3 separate regions of the Mus musculus genome follow, and all the other regions are linked to region 1. Evidence: chromatin contacts called from ENCODE Hi-C or POLR2A ChIA-PET data. All regions are on one chromosome and are shown on one strand. Each heading gives the region's core, a stretch centred on a gene start or an enhancer-like site at or near the end of the contact. The rest is flanking DNA. Distances are from core to core; before and after follow the strand shown.

Evidence for each region. A loop is a pair of places that touch in the nucleus more often than their neighbours do. ChIA-PET counts read pairs that join two places held with the same protein, here RNA polymerase II (POLR2A).
Region 2: a loop to region 1 is called in a map of heart, with 1.8 times the contacts of the local background. The contact joins the promoter of Rsl1 here to the promoter of Zfp874b in region 1. A Hi-C loop is called at or near these places in 1 of 37 maps with a recorded cell type or tissue (heart). POLR2A ChIA-PET finds 5 or more read pairs at or near these places in 2 of 5 experiments (Patski and embryonic stem cell).
Region 3: a loop to region 1 is called in a map of gastrocnemius, with 5 times the contacts of the local background. The contact joins the promoter of 4930525G20Rik here to the promoter of Zfp874b in region 1. A Hi-C loop is called at or near these places in 1 of 37 maps with a recorded cell type or tissue (gastrocnemius).

The regions. Positions count from the first base shown.
Region 1 is chr13:67,482,998-67,486,076 of GRCm38, reverse strand. Zfp874b (zinc finger protein 874b) reads left to right here and starts at 1,824. Exons shown (of 4, transcript NM_001076791.2): 1 at 1,824-1,936. The coding sequence starts at 1,931.
Region 2 is chr13:67,171,676-67,174,744 of GRCm38, reverse strand. It overlaps Rsl1 (regulator of sex limited protein 1), which reads right to left and starts at 1,563. Exons shown (of 4, transcript NM_001013769.1): 1 at 1,492-1,563. The coding sequence starts at 1,527.
Region 3 is chr13:67,829,699-67,832,851 of GRCm38, reverse strand. It overlaps 4930525G20Rik (RIKEN cDNA 4930525G20 gene), which reads left to right and starts at 1,867. Exons shown (of 3, transcript NR_045194.1): 1 at 1,867-2,017. Gm10037 (predicted gene 10037) reads right to left here and starts at 1,746. Exons shown (of 4, transcript NM_001309374.1): 1 at 1,699-1,746.

The DNA of each region.
Region 1 (3,079 bases), core at 575-3,074:
ACTAATATTATGGAAAGTCAGAAACAAGAGTGAGGCTGTTGAACAGTGTATTTATGGGTATTAATTAAACAATGTATAAAATACTTAGAGAAATTAAGATTGCAAACAAGATGGCCAGGGACAGGAAATGAACTATTATGGAAGCTTGCTGGCCATACATGCCGTAAAACATGGTTTTGAACACAAGAATACATGTAAATGTGAAAGATAAGTAGATGGCTGAGGAGTAAGCAAACGCAAATCAGATCCATATGAAGCAAAATCACTGAGTTCCACTTTGTGCTTCAGATTATTCAGAGAATCTTACAGACTTCTGTTCATCAGGTTCATGTAAAGGCCAAGTTCCAAAGTGAGGTACAGTAACTAAGAGAAATATTTCTGAGACTCACTAAAACTAACTTTCTTACATGTAACAGTAATCTTCAACTCCAATAGTCCCGTACAAAAACACATACAATCCAGTTATTATATTTATAAGCAATAAACCTAGATTGGCAGAACTATACTAACTTATCCCCAGCTAGGAGACCGTTGGTTATCTGCAGTTTCTCCTGGTCACGTGGTTCAGCTCCATCTTAGCTGCTGCTTCCTCCTCTCCTGTCATCTCTCCCTCCCCATCTCTCGCTCTCCAAGATCTCCTCTCTCACCTTTCCTCTCCACGGCCCAATCACAGGCTTTTGCTTTTATTGACCAGTAAATGGGGAGAAGATTCACAGGAGAGCACCTGAGTACTTGATCCACCACTCTCCCGGGGGCCACCCCTCTTGAGGATGCAGAATTAACATGAAAATTCAAACAACATCAGGACAACCCACAACACTTACATAAGCTAAAGGTTGAAAATATGGACAAAGGATCTGCGATGGATCTGGGCGATCTTTACTGATAAACAACAGAGAGGAGGACTTTAAAATTGTTCGATACTCCGGAGGCAGAGGCAGGCAGATTTCTGAGTTTGAGGCCAGCCTGGTCTACAAAGTGAGTTCCAGGACAGCCAGGTCTAAACAGAGAAACCCTGTCTCGAAAAATCTAAATAAATAAATAAAATTGTTCGATGATTTAGTCTGTTTCTCTTGACTAACCTCCGACACGAATGGATTCCAATATTCACATGAAAACGATTTCCTGCAGTGGCTTGTGATCTGTGTACGGCTTGTAGTTGATTTCTAGAAGAGCCATTGCACAGGGCATCCAGAGTGATGGCGCTTAAGCCTTGTGGTGATCTCCTGTAAATAATCCGTGATTGTTACCTAAAATCCATGGCATTGTCTTCTTTGGGAATATCAAAAGCTTAGCATAACCTCAGTTATAAAACAATCCTGGTAAACCCGACACATTGGCTGTCAGTCCATCAGAAGCTGATTCCCCGGCGGCTTTTGCTAAAGCTTATCACATCCTGGAGTGTCTCTATCTCTTACCATCTTGGTAACTCAGTACACTGACAAATATTCACACAGGGTGTCAATACAGGAGAACGCGGCTCACTTAAGTATGTGCAGTACTGGGTATTAAGCCAAAGCCTTGAGGCAGTTTCCTCAAATAGCTGTAAATTTCACCGGAAATGAAGAAATTAAGAACTTTGCCAAGAAAATCCTCTGCCCCTTTAAGCTGGACCACAGAAACTGAGGAATGCACTCGGCTCGTTAGAACTGGGCTCAGTTCGTGGCCTCCATGCTTCTTAACTAGGCGACACTAACTAGGTGACAGACATCAATGCAGAAATCCAGGACCATTTTGTAGTACAACTCACTCTCCTAAGACTCCTGCAACGCCATCGCACAGACTTGTGGGAAATGTAGTCTGTAGCACGGTGACGTCACAGATCGGTACTTTGGTAAACAAGAGTTCAGCTTTTGGTAAGCATGTGCGGCTCTTATCCAAAGCTGGGCCAGACTCTGGTCCTGCTGTGCTCTCCCGTTGGATCTCTGACATGGAGGTTGGTCCAGGGTTCAGTCACCCCAGGGTCTGTGCGGGGTGCATAGGTCCGGAGGGAACAGGGACCGGGTGGAATGGAAGCTGGGAGGAGCTGATTTGGAGGAGCTTTCTGGACAGGGCTGGTGAGAGGGCGCTGCGGGGGTTAGTGGGACTGACCTCTGTTTAGACCGACAGAATTCAAGGAATGGAGAAGCTTGTAAGTTCAAGGATTGCCTAGGCAATGTTGGCTGGGTGAAGGTCTTTGCCTGGTCATGGTGATTCTGGGCGTTCACTTTCCAGCTTTCTGGTGGAAGTATTAGCTGGGTCACTCTCACGTGGATGTTACTGGATCGCTCAGTATGTTTAGATAAGAGGAGATCTGGTCCTTTCTGTACTTTATGGCTGTCTGTTACGGAGTTCAGGACCACTGAGAAAGATCACCAAATAAAACTAGGAATTAAAAGGTAAAAAACAAACCAACGAAACAAAACTGCTTTATTTAGAGCCACAATCTCCTTTGCCAGTTTGAGAACTGCTGCAAAAGGGTAGACAGGGGTTGGAATTCTTTAAGTCACAAAACACAGTTGTCTCAACTTGGGATGGTCTGCTTCATAAGGCATTATATTTTTTGTTTGTTTTCTGAGCAAGCACAGCTAAGAGAGATTAAAAAAAGCAGAATGCATGTCCGGTTACTATTGTTTGCTGTTTGTTTTTGTTGCTGTGTTGTACAACGCTCAGTTGGAAATGGAGCTAGTCTTTAATTCATCGCACATGCAGTTATTCTTGTCTTGCTTTGAGGTGACAGAACTTGCTAGGTTCCAGGGTCAGAGTCCTGAAGGGAGCATTGGTGTACGTGATATTTATCCCACTTTCTTTGAAATGAATTGTGGATTTAAAGAAGATTCACTTGGAATAGGAATCCCTCATGGAGGCTGTTCAGTTCCTCACTTGAAAGTAGCTTGACACCCATGTTTGCTAAAAGGATATTGAGCTGTTTCTCTTTTTTTTTTTTTTTTTTTTTTTGGTTTTTTCGAGACAGGGTTTCTCTGTATAGCCCTGGCTGTCCTGGAGCTCACTTTGTAGACCAGGCTGGCCTCGAACTCAGAAATCCGCCTGCCTCTGCCTCCCGAGTGCTGGGATTAAAGCCGTGCGCCACCACGCCCGG
Region 2 (3,069 bases), core at 314-2,813, 310 kb after region 1:
ATATATTTTCAGAGTTGGGCAGATCTAAAGATTAGCAGGACATTGGTGGGAAGTCAACATGAGAGGCAAAGAGAGGGCTGGATTCCTGATCAGGTTCCAAACAATACAGACTTCCCATTCCCTACCAGCCTGTCTATACTACACAGTGCTTAAAATACATACAACACAGATCACGAAGCAGCAACTCCTAGGTTGGGTCAAGAGTCAAAGAGTCTCTGAGTATGGAGTGAGGATTAAAGACAGGAGAGGCAGAAAAGATGCAGAGCCAAGAAATAGACTTGGGAGGATTGCTGGTCAATACCACAGCAGCCTCGAGTTTATTTTTCACCGCCCTTTTATACCTCATATTACCATGGGAAGCAAAGTTACAAGATAACAGAAACAATGGCAGAAATATACACAATGTCCATAAACTTCCTCAACAAGTCCAAGCCCTGATAATGTCATGTTGACCGGAACCATTTGGGGCCAAGCGGACACTCTCTTTTTAAAAAATTCTCGGGGCTGGTGAAATGGCTCAGCTGTTAAGAGCACCGACTGCTCTTCCAAAGGCCCTGAGTTCAAATCCCAGCAACCACATGGTGGCTCACAACCATCTGTAATGAAATCTGATACCCTCTTCTGGAGTGTCTGAAGACAGCTACAGTGTACTTACATATAATAAATAAATAAATATTTTTTTAAAAATTCTCAACTGTAAAGTAGGGATGGAGGTCCTGTCAAGTTTAGTAAACACAGCCCTCAAGGTGAAACATGGTGTGAGCTCCTTTTGATCCCACTCTGCCTTGTAGACATTCCTGCCTGTGTGTCCACTGCATGTGTTTCTTCAACCCTAGTCCAAGATTTTCCGTGCATTCAGACAGATATGTTGGCTATGTCCCAGAATTCCCCAACACGACAGCTGTTGTAACTCGGATTTTTCCTCTCTTAATTCTTTACTGGCAGCGAAAAATGAACACAGTCAGACCTCAAGGCCATTGCTATAAGCTGGCTACAGAGTACACGGGGACCAGAAACCCTTTTACTCTAAAGACACAAAGGACTCTGGCAGCATCCAGGTGAGATGGGGGCAGCCAGGGACGCGCGCTTCCAGCAATGCAGGTCTGTGAGCTCTGGCACTCTCTCAGGAGCAGGTAGTCAGCTCATCACCATTAGTTTGCAATCTAGTCCTCCACTACCAAGCTGCTCCAGTGTACCAGAGAACCAAGGCAGACTCGGGCTGCTCTCGGTGTTCTAAAGGAAACCTTCACTCAGGACACAATCCCAAAAGGCCAGTCCCCTCACTCCAAAACTGCAGCCTCAGTGGCCCCAGCCAGTTCAGCACAGCCAGTCCTGGCAGCTGCTTCCGCCCTCCCACCCAGTCCTCAAGCGCTCCCTCCAAGACAGAGCCCAGCTCCCGGCACTGAACCCCAGGCTATGCTGCTTCCTGAACCAACCTCCTTGACACAGATCCCGCACAGAGCCCCAGGCTACGCTGCTGCCTGGACCAACCTTCTTGTCAGAGACAACTGGAATAGATAGCCGCATACGATTTCCGCCCAACCTTAAGAAAGACGCACGAGTACAGACCTGAACTCAGAAGGGGATTTCCTGGAAGGCTCCCAGTGGTCACAGTGGTGCGGACTACATCTCCCAGAAGTCTGTGCGAAGGAAATCCCAGAACCCAGGGTGGGTGAAGTCTACTGTTTGGAGAGTTTTGTGGATGGGAACACACAGTTGAAGGTGCAAGGAGGAAGCCTTATCTGCAGAAAAGCTGTGGGTAATGAGATTGGTTTTCGACCCCAGAACCACATCGGAGATGTATGGATTTGAGTCAAGCCTTTGACAGAAACTTTTGGCTTACAAGTCATTTCTAGTAGTAATTTTAATATTACTACTTCCTGGCCGGGGGGGGGGGGACGGGACGGGGGGCACGTTGACTTAGTTGTTCGTTAAATAAACAAAGCAATACACTAACCAACGTGGCAAGGAAAACTAACTTTATAAAATGTTTGAAACCAGCCTTGGCGTTCCTGACTATGCTCCTAGCTCCTCAGTGGCTTTTGACAAATGGACTTGGGATACAAAGCTGGCTTGGTGTCTGCCCCAACAAACTTGTATACTGTTGTTTGTGTTTCTACTTTTTGAATATATAGAAACAATTCCTCCAGGGCATTGCTAATATTACACATACAGAAACACATGCTGTTTGAGCAGGCCAAGGAGGTTGACTCTGAAGATAAAATTTGACATCCCCATGCCACACCCAAGCATGTGTGTATCTAACATTCCTCTAAATCTCTTGTCCTGAGTTAATGCCCCGGACTCTCAGACATTGGAAAGAAGATCAACAAGAAGCCCATGGAGGCATTGATTAAAACCAGCTAACAGGCTACCTATGTCCAACAGAGACTACTACTGTTGATCTGTTGGTAGAAAGGTGTCTGTAATAAAAGCAGGTCACACATCCAGTCATTTCCCCTACTTGTTGTATGCAGGTGAGACATAAATGCACAAGGCTTTGAGTTGTACTGTAGAAACAAGAGTGTACAGAGCACAAACATTTTAAAGTGGTATACACCCTCACCACAATAGTTGAGTAGCCTGCAACTAGGATTTCCTTCTGAGAGCCCTCAGAAATCAGTGTACATGGGGCTGCTAACAAAACAGCCAGGGGATCACATGGAGTCAAAGCCTTGTCCATTCCTTAGATCCTGTGAACTAAAGGCAGGTACTAAAAAATCAGCTGCAGTGGAGTCTACTCCACTGTGGAACACAGACCCAAAGTAGCCTCTAAGACTACATAAGCATAGACTTAAGAGTTCAATCAATGTATTTTACTTATCCATCGAAATATATAGGGTGAGCATACCAAGTGATGATAGGCAATGCACGCTTAGAAACATCGGTACAGAAGATCAAAGAACAAAGGAAAAAAATCTTGAATCCACAAAATTGTGAAAACTTATTGATAAGGTATTAAACACACAATCCCAGTGGCATGGTTTAATCTTTGAATTCTGTATCCACAAAAGGCATGCATTTTAAATCCTTATTATTGAGTATGTGATAGGAAAACATTTGAGAAAT
Region 3 (3,153 bases), core at 618-3,117, 350 kb before region 1:
GAAATGAACCCTTTCTTCTCCAAATTGCCTTTCCTCATGATCTTTATCACAGTGGTAGAAACCTTTACACGGGCATCATGTGCCTGTGGACACAAATCTAGATTCTGTAAGGATGAAAGAGAGCTAGACCTGTTTCTCACATCACTGAGTAATATTCTTCAGACACATCAAAGGTACTCATATGACCTCACAATGGACCCATCTTCAAAGGAAAACAAGGTAAAAGATGCTATAAAACCATGTGGGCTCTATACATTGAAGACAGGTGAAATGTAAAATAAATACATCCACAGAAGCATCCATTTAATGCCATATGCTTATTATAAACCACACAAATAAACAGTTCTCACAACAGAAAGTCCTGGTGAGGGAGAAGGTTCTTGTCAACACTAAATATACACAGCCATGAATGTGAAATTATATGAAAATACAGACTTTAATGAGGTGGCTCTGGCTGTCATCTGGGTTTCTGCATTTGTCCAGAATTCAGCAGCGACACAAAGCACAGTGACAAGGGACAGGAGATGGAGGAGGCAAGGGGTAGAACATTAAAGGAAGAACTCACAGACTAATATCATTCAAGGTTCTGAACATACGGGGAAACCAGCATGCAAAGGACTAATCATACTGAGAATTTAACATAGAACAGAATTCACTGTTCCTTGTCATGTTCCATTTCTGTGTTTTCTCTAATGGGTACTGGTTGATGTTTGTGACATTTCTGAAGTGTGTTTTACACATTTGACAGCATGTATCAGTGTGCTGTAGTTGAGCAGCATGTTTGCTATGCTGTCTAATTATTTCAAAATTTTTTAATTTCTATATTCATGTCTTATTGAATAATGCCCCAGATTGGCCAACGAGAATAGTCATATTATTTTTTTATTTATACATGAAAATATCAGCAGTTTATGTATTAGTGGGGTCCTTTAAAATAATTGTATAGATAAGCTTTGATCATTTTTCTAAGTATTGTTGTGCTCAACTCAAACAGTATGTTATCGGATTCTAAGATGTAGCCCACATGATCCTTATACACATCCAGCATTCAGGGCAACAAGACTGCAAGCTTCTCTCTCTCCCACTGTTCCAGAGCGTCCATTACTCAGGAAGGCCCAGAACCTTGGCTTCCTGACATCAGTAGTCCATGGTAAAAAATATTTGGCCTCCTTCTTCTATAAGTTACAACTCTGTATTTTTAGTTTAAAAATAGCTCAACAATTTCAGTGTGAGATGAGAACATGCTGACACTCTGAGTGTCATGGTGAATAGCTTCAATCCCAAGATGAGGGAGGCAGAGGCAGGAAGATCCCTGTGAGTTCTAGTTCAGCCTGGTCTACAAAGTAAGTTCCATGAGAACCAAGAGAAATTCTGTCTAAAACACAAACACAAAAACAAAAAACAAAAACAAAAAGCAAAACAAAACAACAGGCTGAAATAACCATTGTGGGCCAAGGACACATCCTGTGTTTGGGGATCACTAACATCTCTAGGGCACGAGAGCAGCACGCAGTGTCCAAAGGAAACCATCACCTAGGGCACAATCCTCATCGTCCCGACATGCAACGTCACCTGTCCCAGCCGGTACAGCAAGGCAGGTCCAAGCAGCAGCTTCTGCCCTCCCACCCAGTTCAGTTTCGCTCCCTCTGAGACAGAACCGGGAACAGAGACCCAGGCTATGTTGTTTTCTGAACCAACCTCCACATCACAGACGACAGGAATGTAACGGCCACACAGGACTCTCGCAAAACTTTGGGGAAGACCCCTCTGTTAAGCAAAAACCTAGTGGGGGGTTTACCGGTTAGCTCCCTGTGACGTCACAGTATCCAGACTACATTTCCCAGAAGTCCGTGCGAAGGGATTTCTGTAACCCACCGAAGGTGATTTCTCTGGTTCCAGAATTTGTCCCTGGCAACCCAAGAGAGAGAATAGAAGGAAAGAAGCAGTCTGCAGCACATTCTTGGGGAGTCGGGCTGGTTTTCCCCCCTCCGGATCCACAACAGGAGATAACGTGAATGTGAGTCGAGTCTGTGACAGAAATCTTAGGAGTACAAGTCATTTCTGGGCCATATGTTGTAATTTTAATCTTACTTTAAAAAAGAATCACGCTGACCCTGTTGTGTTTTTAAATAAGGAAGCAATACACTAATGTGGGAAAGAAAATCATCTTAAGATTCATTAATATTTTTTAACTCCCAGCGGCTCTTGATGCCTCTTTGGTTCTCACGCTCACTGAGAATGTCTTGTTGGAGATGGCAGCAAAATTCTCATAAACTTACAAAATATTTGTCCACTCCCATTCCTAGTAGGCTTTCAACTCTGGCACATTTGACATTGTTTTGAATCTCATTATTCATCACGGTCATATCCCATGGTTGAAAATATTGCCAGTATTTTTTCTTTTGGTTTTTCGAGACAGGGTTTCTCTGTATAGCCCTGGCTGTCCTGGAACTCACTTTGTAGACCAGGCTGGCCTCGAACTCAGAAATCCGCCTGCCTCTACCACCCCCACCCCCACCCTCACCCCCCACCCCCCAGTGCTGGGATTAAAGACATGCGCCACCACACATTTTCTCTCCTCACTCACTCATGAGATCCTTGGGTGTTTGCTAAGTGTGCTGTTACCTTAAAGGAACCCCATGCAAGGTGAGTAGATTGGACTTAGTGCTGCTTTTTAGTGCTCACATCCTGAGGTAAGGGAGGCAGGACTTGTCCACCTGTGGTGACTGCAGGAGCCTCCTGAGCAATAGCTGCAGCCTTGGCAGGAGTGGGGCTTCTGGTCTGCACTTCTTTATCTTTCTGAGACCTCAGCCATCAGGAAAGCTAACCAGCCATGGAGGCCAGGAACCAACCTCACTAGGTCCAGGGGTTTGGAGCCATGATTTCTGTGCCAGAGGGTGCCTTACCTGTTTGTTTCTCAAGTTAAGAGAAGCTTTACTGGTTCCTAATGCCTGTTGTCTCTGCTAGAACTCAAAGCCTGCTTCCTCTGAGATAGCACTCCCTCTGTCTCTGAGATTCCTTTGCCTTATGCCTGTGGTCTGCTTTTGTTTCTGCCCCAACGTGCCTAGATTTGGGAGGTGACCTATCCCCCACAGATATCGTAACTACTGGCTATGAATGAAACTATACCCCTGCATTCTCAATTGTTAAGCT